2 separate regions of the Homo sapiens genome follow, and region 1 is linked to region 2. A link is a loop called in an ENCODE intact Hi-C map of the cell type or tissue named here. Cell type or tissue: dorsolateral prefrontal cortex. All regions are shown on one strand. Each heading gives the region's core, and the rest is flanking DNA. Links, peaks and the distances in the headings are about the cores only. Region 1 overlaps LINC02911 (long intergenic non-protein coding RNA 2911). Region 2 has its middle 43 kb from the start of LINC02180.

Region 1 (5,387 bases), core at 209-5,208, 58 kb before region 2:
ATCTTCACAACATTTTGATGCGATAGGCATTGTTATTATCACTGGCCATTTAACACACAAGGGCATGGACACTTAGAGCAGTCAAGTCTGAATCCAATGCATACTTGGTTAAGTGTTACGCTGTACTCTTCCTTAATTACCCTGCCAGGACCAAGAGAATCCTTGCAGTCTAGACTAATGACTCACATAAAGTAGGCACTCATTATATAGTGAATAAATGGTTGAATGACTGAGGAAATGTGAAAAGACATCTTAAAATGCTTTAGAAATGGTAAATTACTATGCAAATATTATATGTCATCCACAAAATCACTATTATTAAGCTGCTTTTATGATGAAAGTTGATACCTTTTTTCATTTATTTCTATGCCTTGTATTAATATTTGCTAAGTGAAAACATTGATCTAGGTTTTTGTCAATTGTTTTTCCTCTAAAGCCAAGCAGAAACTTCATCTTCCATCATGTGAACACCTTGTCCAATTGGCAAATATTGACAGTAAGAAAACATCATGTTGAAATTAGCCTTCTATTCTTGTATATTATTGAAAAATCAGAAGTACAAGACCATAGGCTGTAGAGGAGCTGTGTGCACCCACCTGTGTGTGTGTGTGTGTGTGTGTGTGTGTACGTTTGCCCAACATTTTCAAACATTTAGTTTTACTACATTTACTCTTTCTGACCCGGTACAATCTCAAACTGCATACAAGCAGCAGATGTCAGTGTTGTGCAACTTTCAGGCTGACTGCTTGCAGAGGCAAGCTGTTCTTTGTCGCCTAGAGACAGAATCAACAGTCATTTGTACCCACAAACAAACACCCTTAGGTGCTAGGTAAATCGTAGAGGTCCCCCATAAAGAAACTGTAATTTGAGAAATTACACAGCAACTTATAAAGATGTAGTTGTGATTCAAAGGTTGCAATGGATGGGCACAGCATAAATAGTGGAACCTATCGTGTTTTGCTGGCCGAGAAGGAGATAGGGACACCCAGAAAGCACTGGTTTGGCTCCTTTGTCACAACTGCTGTGAGCCAAAGCAAAGGAAGGTCAGACTAAATCGGCCTCGTTTGATGAAAGAACAGTGTTTTCTATTTGCAACCCATGTGGTCAGATGGCCAAACTCCTAATATGTCCTCAAAGCCCAACATAATCTGGTTTCTGACTGCTTCTATAGCTTTCTTGGGAGCCACTCTTTCTCCTTTTTCTCTGCTGCAGCCACTGCATTCTTCCCAGCTCACAGGCTCTGCTTGTAATGCTCTTGCCACATGCCCCTGTCTCTCCTTTAGTGTCTACTCTTCAGATCTCAGCTCAAATGTCCCTTTATCCTGAAAGGTCAGGCTCCATACATCAGGTCTTTCTTTTATGGTCTCATAGTACCCTTTAATGCCCCTCCATAGACTTATCACAATTTTCAATTATATATGTGTCTGATTCTTTAATTAGTATCTGTGTACCCAGCTCCAATAAAAGTGCCAATTCCATAAAGGTAGATTATGTGGCTGTTTTGCCCATTACTGTTTCCCTAGTACCTAGCATGGTACACGGCATATGGAAGATTCTCAACATATAAATGTTAAATAAAAAAAATGTTAAGAGGATGAATGAATGGATAAATAAGTAAATTGGTGAATGAACAAATACGTGAATTGATTCCATCTACTCTTCCACTGAATAGACATCCATGTACCAGTGAGCGAATACAAGGTAGGCTGGCTTAAGAAGAGGAGAGTATCTCAAATACCTGGATATAGAGTGATCACTGTTGTTCCAGGATTCTGAGAATAACTCAGCAGGTTGAGAGACTGACCTGCACAAATGGATTCTGACTTGGGCCTACATTCTGGTGGCAGAGTTCGAGTTCTCCCCTGCAGCAATGAATTTCTGTCTAGCACTTCTGAATGCAACCATCACATACTGGTCTCCTATCAGTAAAGAAAGGGGATCAGGTTGCAAATATGTGAGGAATACAGGCCTTTCTTCAGAATCGTGTATTTGGGATGTATCATGTGACAGAGAAGAGCTTATAGACAAAGATAAAGAGAGATAAATGGGTTGATTTTTTTCTTCTAGGGTATACACCCAAAGGGGAGAATAATCTAGCTATTTTTCCTTCTTCCACAAGATGGGGCAATCGGAATGAATTTAACTACAAAGGCGGACTCACCAGTAAATGTCTTTTCCATGTTAAACAGCCCTATTCGGTCAGACCAGAAAAATGCAGCTGGTTTTGAACTTGTTTATGCAACTGTGTAGCATTTCCTGAAAATGGTAGACCTGGGGTAGACAACAGTTAGGCTGGAGGGGAAAGCCTAGGGCACTTGCCCACTCTATATTGGAGTCAAAGGGTGCTGCCCAGCTTCCAGAACCCCCAGCATTCCAGCCCCAGGGAGTTGCAAGGGTCTCTGGCTCAGAAACAGCTGCTGCAAAATTGAGCAAATTTACCATTCAGAAACATTTTCTTACATTAGAAGGAAATTCTAGATGAGATATAATGATGTCTACTTTGAAATAAATTATTGTAATATAATCAATCACAGTGTACAAATTCTAATTCTTAATATTAGTCTGCTGCTTACAGTCTGCAAGATGATTTCATTCAGTGGAATATTCCACAATGCATTAAATCAGGCCGCACATAAAATAATTATGACACTAGAGTTTTATTATTCTACCTATGACCTATGTGCACATAACCCTTCTTGCTTCTTCCTGGTTATAGGTCTATTACTAGATCATTATAAATTTTTCTTTGGAAAGAAATTAGTGGAAATGGGCTTGACAACAATTTCTAGATTAAATTAGCACTGTTCAGAAAGATAATTAATATTGGTATGGTACTTTTTTGATCATTGTCTCATTTGATTTTCCCGACAATCTGTAGGCTAAATATTACTTTCATCATCACTCTTTCACAAATATATGACATGGGATATTTACTTATTCAAGTGTCAATATGGGATATTTATTTACTTAAGTAGGCACAGCAGGTAAAACCTGGAGATAGCCATGAACATGGCCTTCAGGTTCCAGTTCTGACAGGTCATGGAAGAGAGTAGGGAAAAGAGAGAAATTAGAGAAGGGAACTAGCACATGCTTTTATGAGGGCTAAATACACATTGTATAAGGTAGGAAACCCAGCCAAAGTGGCTTAAACCTCAAAAATAATGGATTGGCTCCCATAATAGAAAAATCCAGAAGTTCTAGTTCCAAAAGATGTCATCATGGATCTAGTCCTTGAGGACAGCTAGTTTCACCTGATATTTTCAGTTCATCCAGGTTATTTCCTTGTGGTAACAAAATAATCTAAGCAGGTTCGTGTCTCATAGGGTCCCACTGAACCACATTGTTCTGGGGAAAAGAGTGTCTCTTCCTGAAGTTCTCTCACCTGTGACTCACCCTGTCATTGGCTCAAACGGGGTTAAAGGTCCATTCCTGAACCAATCTCAGCTGGGAAGATAGGCATGACTTATCGTCTTAACCCAATCAGAATTCCTACGCTGAAGCCAATTGCACTCAAACTTTCCTTGCTAACAGTGGGAGAGCTGTACATTATACAAAAAGAAAGCCAGGAGAAGGAGAAAATGGAGAAATCATAAAATATATCTACATTTTTTGGAGTTTAACAAATTAGAAAACATTGTCTCTTTTAATATATAAAAATTTATAAGAGTACTAGAACAATCCTGGTTGATACACAATTATTTTTTAAAAGCAATAAACCATTGTAAAATGTTCTGAAGAAGGCCTTAAGCATTAGCTTTAGAAAACTTAAAAACTAAATTTATAGATATTACACTAGCAACACCTGATGCCTAAAAAGCAGAGGATTGCTCAGTAACCCTGGAGAATTCAGACATTTAGAGCAGGCAAGTGTTAAGAGGTGGGAAAAAATACCAAAAACAAAAACATCCACTTAGGTTGAAAACTTGCTAGGTCCTTTATATAAACATCTTCAAGAAGTACTATCCAATGAAACCTCCAAGGGCACTCTGTCTCCTCAACCACTAATTTTTTCAAGCACCTCTGTCCTCATTACTACAAGCGTTTGGAGTGATAAGACCTCCCTATCTCACAGGGTTTTGTGACAAATAAAGGCAAGAATGTGCATAAAAGGCTTTGTTAATGTAAATGCTCACAAATGTAAGAATTATATTGATGAGAATTTTATGTATAGTTTTTAAGATGCTGTAGAAAAAAAAGACATACCTACCAAAAAACAGGTTCTACATTGACCTTAACAAAATAAATGGATGTCAGTTACATATAGCTCGCTTGCACCAACCTCCCATTTTCCCACTTCATCAATCTCAACTCTCTCAGATCTTCGCCTAATGCACTCCACATAGTACACTCTGAACTTTTTGCACAACCCAGATGGTATACATGGATCCATATGCCTGTTTTCAAGATTGGCTAATTGGCCTCATTTGCACAATAAACTATTAAGAACTCTCTAATAAAAGTCGACAATGTTGCCACACTTTGTTAAAGAGCTAAAGGTTCTGAAATGCAATGCCTATCATCACTTTATAAAAGAGCTGAATTTGAGAGAAAAAGCTCTTACAAACCCTTATTGAAGGAGAATTTTCCCAATGGACACAGTCTTAGGAACAGTTGGGACCAGGGACTCCAATGCCACCAGGATTCTCTCTTTTTCCCAACTCTGCTTCTCTGTTTGCTGGCTTCATTCTTTCCATGCAAACCAGCTTTCACAACATAGTGAAAAACATGGCTGTCTAAGCTTCCATGGCTATAAACTTCTATCTCCTATTTCCAATTTGAAAAATTCCAGGAAGAGATTGGCATACATTGGGTTGGATGTCCAGCCCTTTATCAATCAATCATGTCCAGGGTATAAGGTCTGATAAATGCATTGTAACTGTAAACAAATATTTGTAGTTGGGAATGTAAGAGCTCCCCACCAAAAAGAGGGCCTATTTTTACAAAATAAATGAATAGTTTGTCCTGGTAGTGGTTGTCCTGGGTAGGCAAAAGATTAGTGTCCACATAAAAAGGCAGAGTTAGTAAAGACATGAGTCTGCCCCTGTAAAACAGTACCAGTCAAACATTTCCCCAGGTCCGAGATTTGTTTACTCTATAATAAGAAGAATAAACCTGCCCATTCCACCAAACTGTGGCAACAATCGCCTGAAACGTGAGTGCATAGTAACTTCAAAAATATTACAAAATTTCAAGGTATGACTGTTGCTATTACTATCTATATAGGTTACTAAATTTCCCATTTTTCACACTGATGCCTGGAGTCAGACTGACACAGCAAGTAGTTTGAATAAACTGAAGCTCATCTAACATCACAGGCTGTGAGTACACTCCTTCTCAAGCCATATTGCCGTCCAGCTGTGTGTGGTTATTATGCCAAGTTCATCAAG
Region 2 (5,387 bases), core at 195-5,194:
TCCATACATTGTGCTAGGAAAGGGAAGTGACATTAGGAAGAGAACAGAGGCAAGAAAGGCAATATTCATTGTTTTGTCTTCCAAAGGCATAATCCTTAGAAAATTTTAGAACATACTAAAAGGCATTTAAAAATATTTGGAAGAAACATTATGAAGGATAGCAAGGATTTTTTTTTTCCACCTTCAATAGTCAAAGATTTCCCTGGGTGAAAGACAGAGCTTAGACAGAAAGGGAAAAGATGAGAGAAGAGAGATCAGCAGAGTCTGGAGGAAGAAGGTCAACATATAGGGCCATAGAAACATGGAACATTTCAGCAGCGGACCCTGCCAGGAACATCCACTGTGGGAGTTAAGTGTGCAGCTCAGATGATCCCCAATGTCAGCCCAGTCATCACTGCTCAGTCCAGAACTTCTGCCTCCGAAGCTCTTCCTGTCTTGCTCACCCCAACTTCTGGGGAGGACTTGCCCTTGCCAGTCGCCAGTTGTTTCTGCCTGAGGGACTTCTCAGATCTAAGATTTTGTTGAGTCTCTTTCCCCATGTACACAACTCCATGAGGACAGCCCTCCTTATAGTGTCAAAGGGTGAAATCTGGGCATCTGAGGGGTGATATTGATGGTAAAGGTAAAGCCCCCTGGCCCCATAACATTTACCTTGGAAAATAATGGGGTAAATGAGGGGGGATGGCAGTTTTTCCCAGTACCATGGTTCAACCAAAACAAACCAACAAAATCTAACGTGTTGTCATCATACTTGCTGCTGTTGTTTGCAAGTTCCCTCATGCATTGGACCCTGTCTGTTTCATTAACCTTCCTCTCTCACTATCCCCTCCCCAGTGGCAAAACTGGGCCAAACAGTTGATATAAGATTGGGTATTTTTCCTCCCAATATCCTTTCTCTATTTAGCCCAATTTTTCCTATGGTGGAGATATGAAAGTATGAATAAGAAGATATTCCATACCTTCTTTTTTTTTTTTGGAGATGGGGTCTTCCTCTGTCCCCCAAGCTGAAGTGCAGTGGCATGTTCATGGCTCACTGCAGGCTTGACCTCCCAAGCTCAAGCTATCCTCCCACCTCAGGCTCCCAAGTAGCTAGGACTACAGGTGTGCACCACCACACCCAGCTAATTTTTGTATTTTTTGGTAAAGACAAGGTTTCACCATGTTCCCCAGGCTGGTCTCGAACTCCTGAGCTCATGCGATCTGCCTGCCTCACTCTCCAGAGGTGCTGGGATTACAGGCATGAGCCACCACACCTCACCGTATTCCATACCTTTGCCTGCATTGAGCACCACATTTATTCATTCTATTCCATTTAACACTGTATTGGACTTGCCCCCTAATATGTACTTGCCATGTTGCTAAGTATCAGGAATAAAAAGATTGGTGAGACCTGATCTTTCTCTTCAGGAATGTCACAGGCAAGAGATACATCAACAGATGTATAAGTAATTACACTGAAATGTATTAAGTGCTGAAATGAGGCTCTTTATTTGGTGTTAAGGAATTCCAATAGAGGAAGTAAGTAACTGCAGTGGAGATGGTCTTTCTCCATGGTAAAAGGCATCATAAGAAACCCACCGAAGCTCACCAGCCACATAGTGAAGCCTGTGGAGCTTCACTGAGCCATAGGCCTAGGAGACACTCTCAGAGATCACTGAGTTCAACCTTCCAGGGATCTGGAAGATCTAATTTCAGCACCCAGCATGGGAGAGAGGATAAGAAATTCACCATTCTAATTTCTTCTCAATATCCTGAAAAGAAAGAGAAAGAGCTAGAGCAAATTTAGCCCCAGTGTACTTGGGAAAATAAGACAAAGATGGTTTGGCTTTGTAATGAAGTTTTATATTTAAGAAAAAGACAATAAATTATTTAACTTTGACTTCAAACTTCAATTCTACCTCTCTATCTCCTTAGTGCTGAGCTGACAGCTTTCCTTTTGAAATCCAAATTGTATTGAAGGCAGCCTGAACTAACTGCAGAATGGCCAGGTACCGGACTGTTTTGACACCAAGCAAGGTGTCACATATACCATACATAGCACACCCACTTTATATTTAAGACAAACTCAACCAAACACAACTTGTTTTTTCTTTCATGTTTCAAAAGATTCCCCAGGACATATCCCAGATTGAAGATAATCATGATTCCATACATCAGTTTCCCCTCTTTTCAGTTAATAAAATTCTGGGGGAAAATTACATTTCTCTTTTCCTTATTTCAAGAGCAAGTTTCCTCTAGAATGATTAAAATAATAGTATCAACTGAGCTTAACAAGTAAATCGAAGCTCTTTGGAAGGTACAGTCTTCCTACTGCTAGCTGAGTCAAAATTAAATATAGGAACCCTGGACAAGGGAAGTTGCAAAGATGAAGGAGAGGGGATGGGGATATGGAGATGGCCAGGGAAGTTCCATGCTTTGCTCTATTGCATCCAAGCCAACTCTGTGAAATAGGATATAAGGAGACTGAGGTTAAGCACGAAGTCATGCCAGAACAAGTGGCCAGCAAATGGAGGTGGTAAATGTAGAACCATAATCGCTTTGCCTCACTCCCCTGAAACAGCCTTCCTCAACTAAGCCTTGTACTGCGTCTGTGTATCTCGACAGAAGCCATTTATTTCCCCAGAAGTCTTATAAACAAAAGGCACTTTTTGAAGCAGAAGAAAAAGTCACAGCTGTGAGCCTCATTTTCTGATTCCTTTTAACACCATCCTGTTTTTAGCATCCTTGTATTTTGCCCTCTGGTAAGTAGGGGGCTGATAGAGAGATCTGTGAGTGAAGATGGCGATTTACAAACCATCCTACTGGGTGCCTAATAAAATGCAAATAGAGATGTGGGGAGAAGAGACATTCTCTGTCCTCCTCTTCACAAATAAAGTGTTACAGTGCCACTTGCAGGGATCAGGAGCCTCATGCTGGGGCTGCATCTGCTCTTTCTGACGGCTCCCCAAAGATAACGGCTTCTTCTTTTTTGCAAGCCAGCAAGCTGTTCTTGGAGAGTACAAAGAGAAACCTGCTGCAGGAAAAAAAAAAAAAAGTTTCTCTAACAAGTGAGAAGAGATTCAAAAGCTTCTGCAAAAATCCAAAGTGAAAATCTGTGATAGCAAAACCCAAGCTCATGTTTTCAATAAAGGTCTTTTCAATTAGGAAGGGGAAGGATTTTAGATTCATTTGACACCTGGGCCGAGTGTGCAGATGTCAGTAAAATGATTAGCCTGAAGATGGTGGAGAAGGGAAGACTGCACACCCCAGAGAAAATGGGCAGCCATTGCTCAGCTCCAGCCAATTGACGCCCTAAGGAAATGTTTTTAAAGAGATACTAGAATTCTGGATTTTATGTGAAATCTCAACTTTCAAAATAGTTATGATTATTTCTTTGCCAGCCAAGCTAAATGGGGTTCCTGAGCTATCCATTTCAACTTTCAGGTTGGAAAAAACTGTAACCACCTTAAGCATCTGAACTTAGTTTACAAAGAAGGAAGTACTTGAAAAGAAGCAGAAGACCCCAAAGAATGATAAAGAAGATACCTGGAACTGTAGCATTGTGGAATCCTGGGCCGTGAAGCCCTTGAGGATAGGAGGGAGATAATAGCAAAGCTCATTTGCAGTCATGGAATCATCATTATATCCCATCCTAACTACCACCTTATGGAGTAGGTACAGAATCATTACAGTGTTACAGATGAGGAAATTGAGGAGCAGAATGATATAGCTAGTAAGTGATGAGGAAAGGGCCTAGGCATCCCTTCCAATGGGGTCTAACTGAAACATATCAGAGTTCCAAAAATGTCATTTCATAAACAATGAATAAATACTGAGCAGATACCAGTACTTCAGGAAGGGAAGGAGAGAAAGGAAGGAAAGGAGAAAGAGAGAGACCTACTATCTTTAAAAGTTTGCATAAGCAATCTCTTGCCTATCATTTTACTAATATTAATGTTTAGATAATATTAACCATTTTCATGAATTCTAACAGCAGGCCTTACTTTGCAATATCAAAGCTAAATTTTATTATAAATATTTACCCCTCTTTGGTTTTCAACCTTATTACTCAGCAGATAAAAACCCAAATTAAAATTTTAAACTTATTTGTGGTGACACAAATAACCAAATAATAGAATACTTATTCATTCTTTTAAGCGAAACTGATTCATCTCCTTCCAGATCCCTCCAGCATGTTTTGTTTGTGTCAGACTTTGACGCTTAAATTTGTTTCTTGTCTTCAGATCACTTCCCCCAGCTTGAATATAAACTTTTGGAAAAATAACTAGAGGCTTTGGAAGAGAGGACCAGGATAAAGAAGACATGAGCCATTCCTTATGTGGTCTCCAGGTCGAGGGACTGGGGCTGCTTACCAAGGAGACTTGGTAAGGAATGCTTGAGTGCAAGGTAAAGACACACATAGATATTTTCAAATACTCAAGGATAGGTTCAACTAAAAGAGAGGTTAGAAATGACTCATGACCTATTGGGTAGCACTACTACCAGTGGGCAAAGTTGCCAAGAGACAGTTTTCAATTCAACATATAAAGGACTCGAGAAAGGGCAGGCTTATAAGAAATGCTACTGGCTCCATGAAGCTGGGGCTAGATACCATTTCTAGTGCTAGAAGTTTCCAGCCAAGACTTGGAAGGTCTGTGAAATAAAAGACTCTAGCTCAGTATGTTAGACAATAAGGCAATAGGCAATTCAAAATATTTATTATCTATTTCAGAAAATTGTTAAATTTTTATTATAAAATAAGTAAATATATGTATGGTTTAAAGACAGATAACAAAAGAACCATCATGTACCAACTACCCTGCTGAAGAAATAAAATGTTGCCAGTGCCTTAGAGGCTTTTTATATGCTCCTTTTAATCATATCTCCTTTCTCTCTCCCAAAGGCAATGGATATCCTGAATTTTGGATTTATCCATTGCTCTTCTTAAAGTTTTTCCATATATGTTTTTCATCCTAAAAATATATAGTTTAATTGTGTCTCACTTTGAACCTCCTATAAATGAATTTCATAAAAATAGCACGTATTCTTCTGTCTTGCTTTTTTTTTACACCAAACATGATATTTTAGATATTCACCATGCTGACATGTATGTATACGGTTTAGTTAATTTCATTTTCATTGAACAACTGCAGCACAATTTATTCATCCTTTCTACTGATGATGAGCATATGTTTCATTTCTGGATTTTTAATACTATGGATTATACTGCTCTGAACATTCTTGCACATGTGCACGTGTGCAAAAGTTTTTCTAGGAGTCATACTTAGGAGAATATAAATGGCTGGTGTGATGGTTAATTTTACGTGTCAACTTGACCCAGACTGAAACATCAGCTCTTCTTGTGTCTCAAGCCTGCCGGCTTTTGGACTGAAAATTACAGCATTGAC

Evidence for each region. A loop is a pair of places that touch in the nucleus more often than their neighbours do. Peaks named below come from ENCODE experiments on the same cell type or tissue, not always from the same donor. Only the 100,000 strongest peaks of a DNase experiment are listed, where the experiment ranks them.
Region 1: a loop joins it to region 2, with 7 times the contacts of the local background. A loop is called at or near these places in 4 of 110 quality-filtered maps.

Annotation. Positions count from the first base shown.
Region 1 is chr16:52,067,883-52,073,269 of GRCh38, forward strand. The region is part of intron 2 of LINC02911 (long intergenic non-protein coding RNA 2911); the gene reads right to left. Among named protein-coding and RNA genes, the nearest start is that of LINC02911, 6.9 kb to the right of the region's middle. In dorsolateral prefrontal cortex, for the core only: CTCF peaks have their summits at 721 (motif pointing right), 2,106 (motif pointing right) and 2,309; a DNase peak (open chromatin) is centred at 739; H3K4me3 peaks cover 365 bases; H3K27ac peaks cover 1,258 bases.
Region 2 is chr16:52,125,713-52,131,099 of GRCh38, forward strand. No RefSeq gene overlaps it. Among named protein-coding and RNA genes, the nearest start is that of LINC02180, 43 kb to the left of the region's middle. In dorsolateral prefrontal cortex, for the core only: a CTCF peak has its summit at 2,891; no DNase peak of the experiment used is centred there; H3K4me3 peaks cover 567 bases.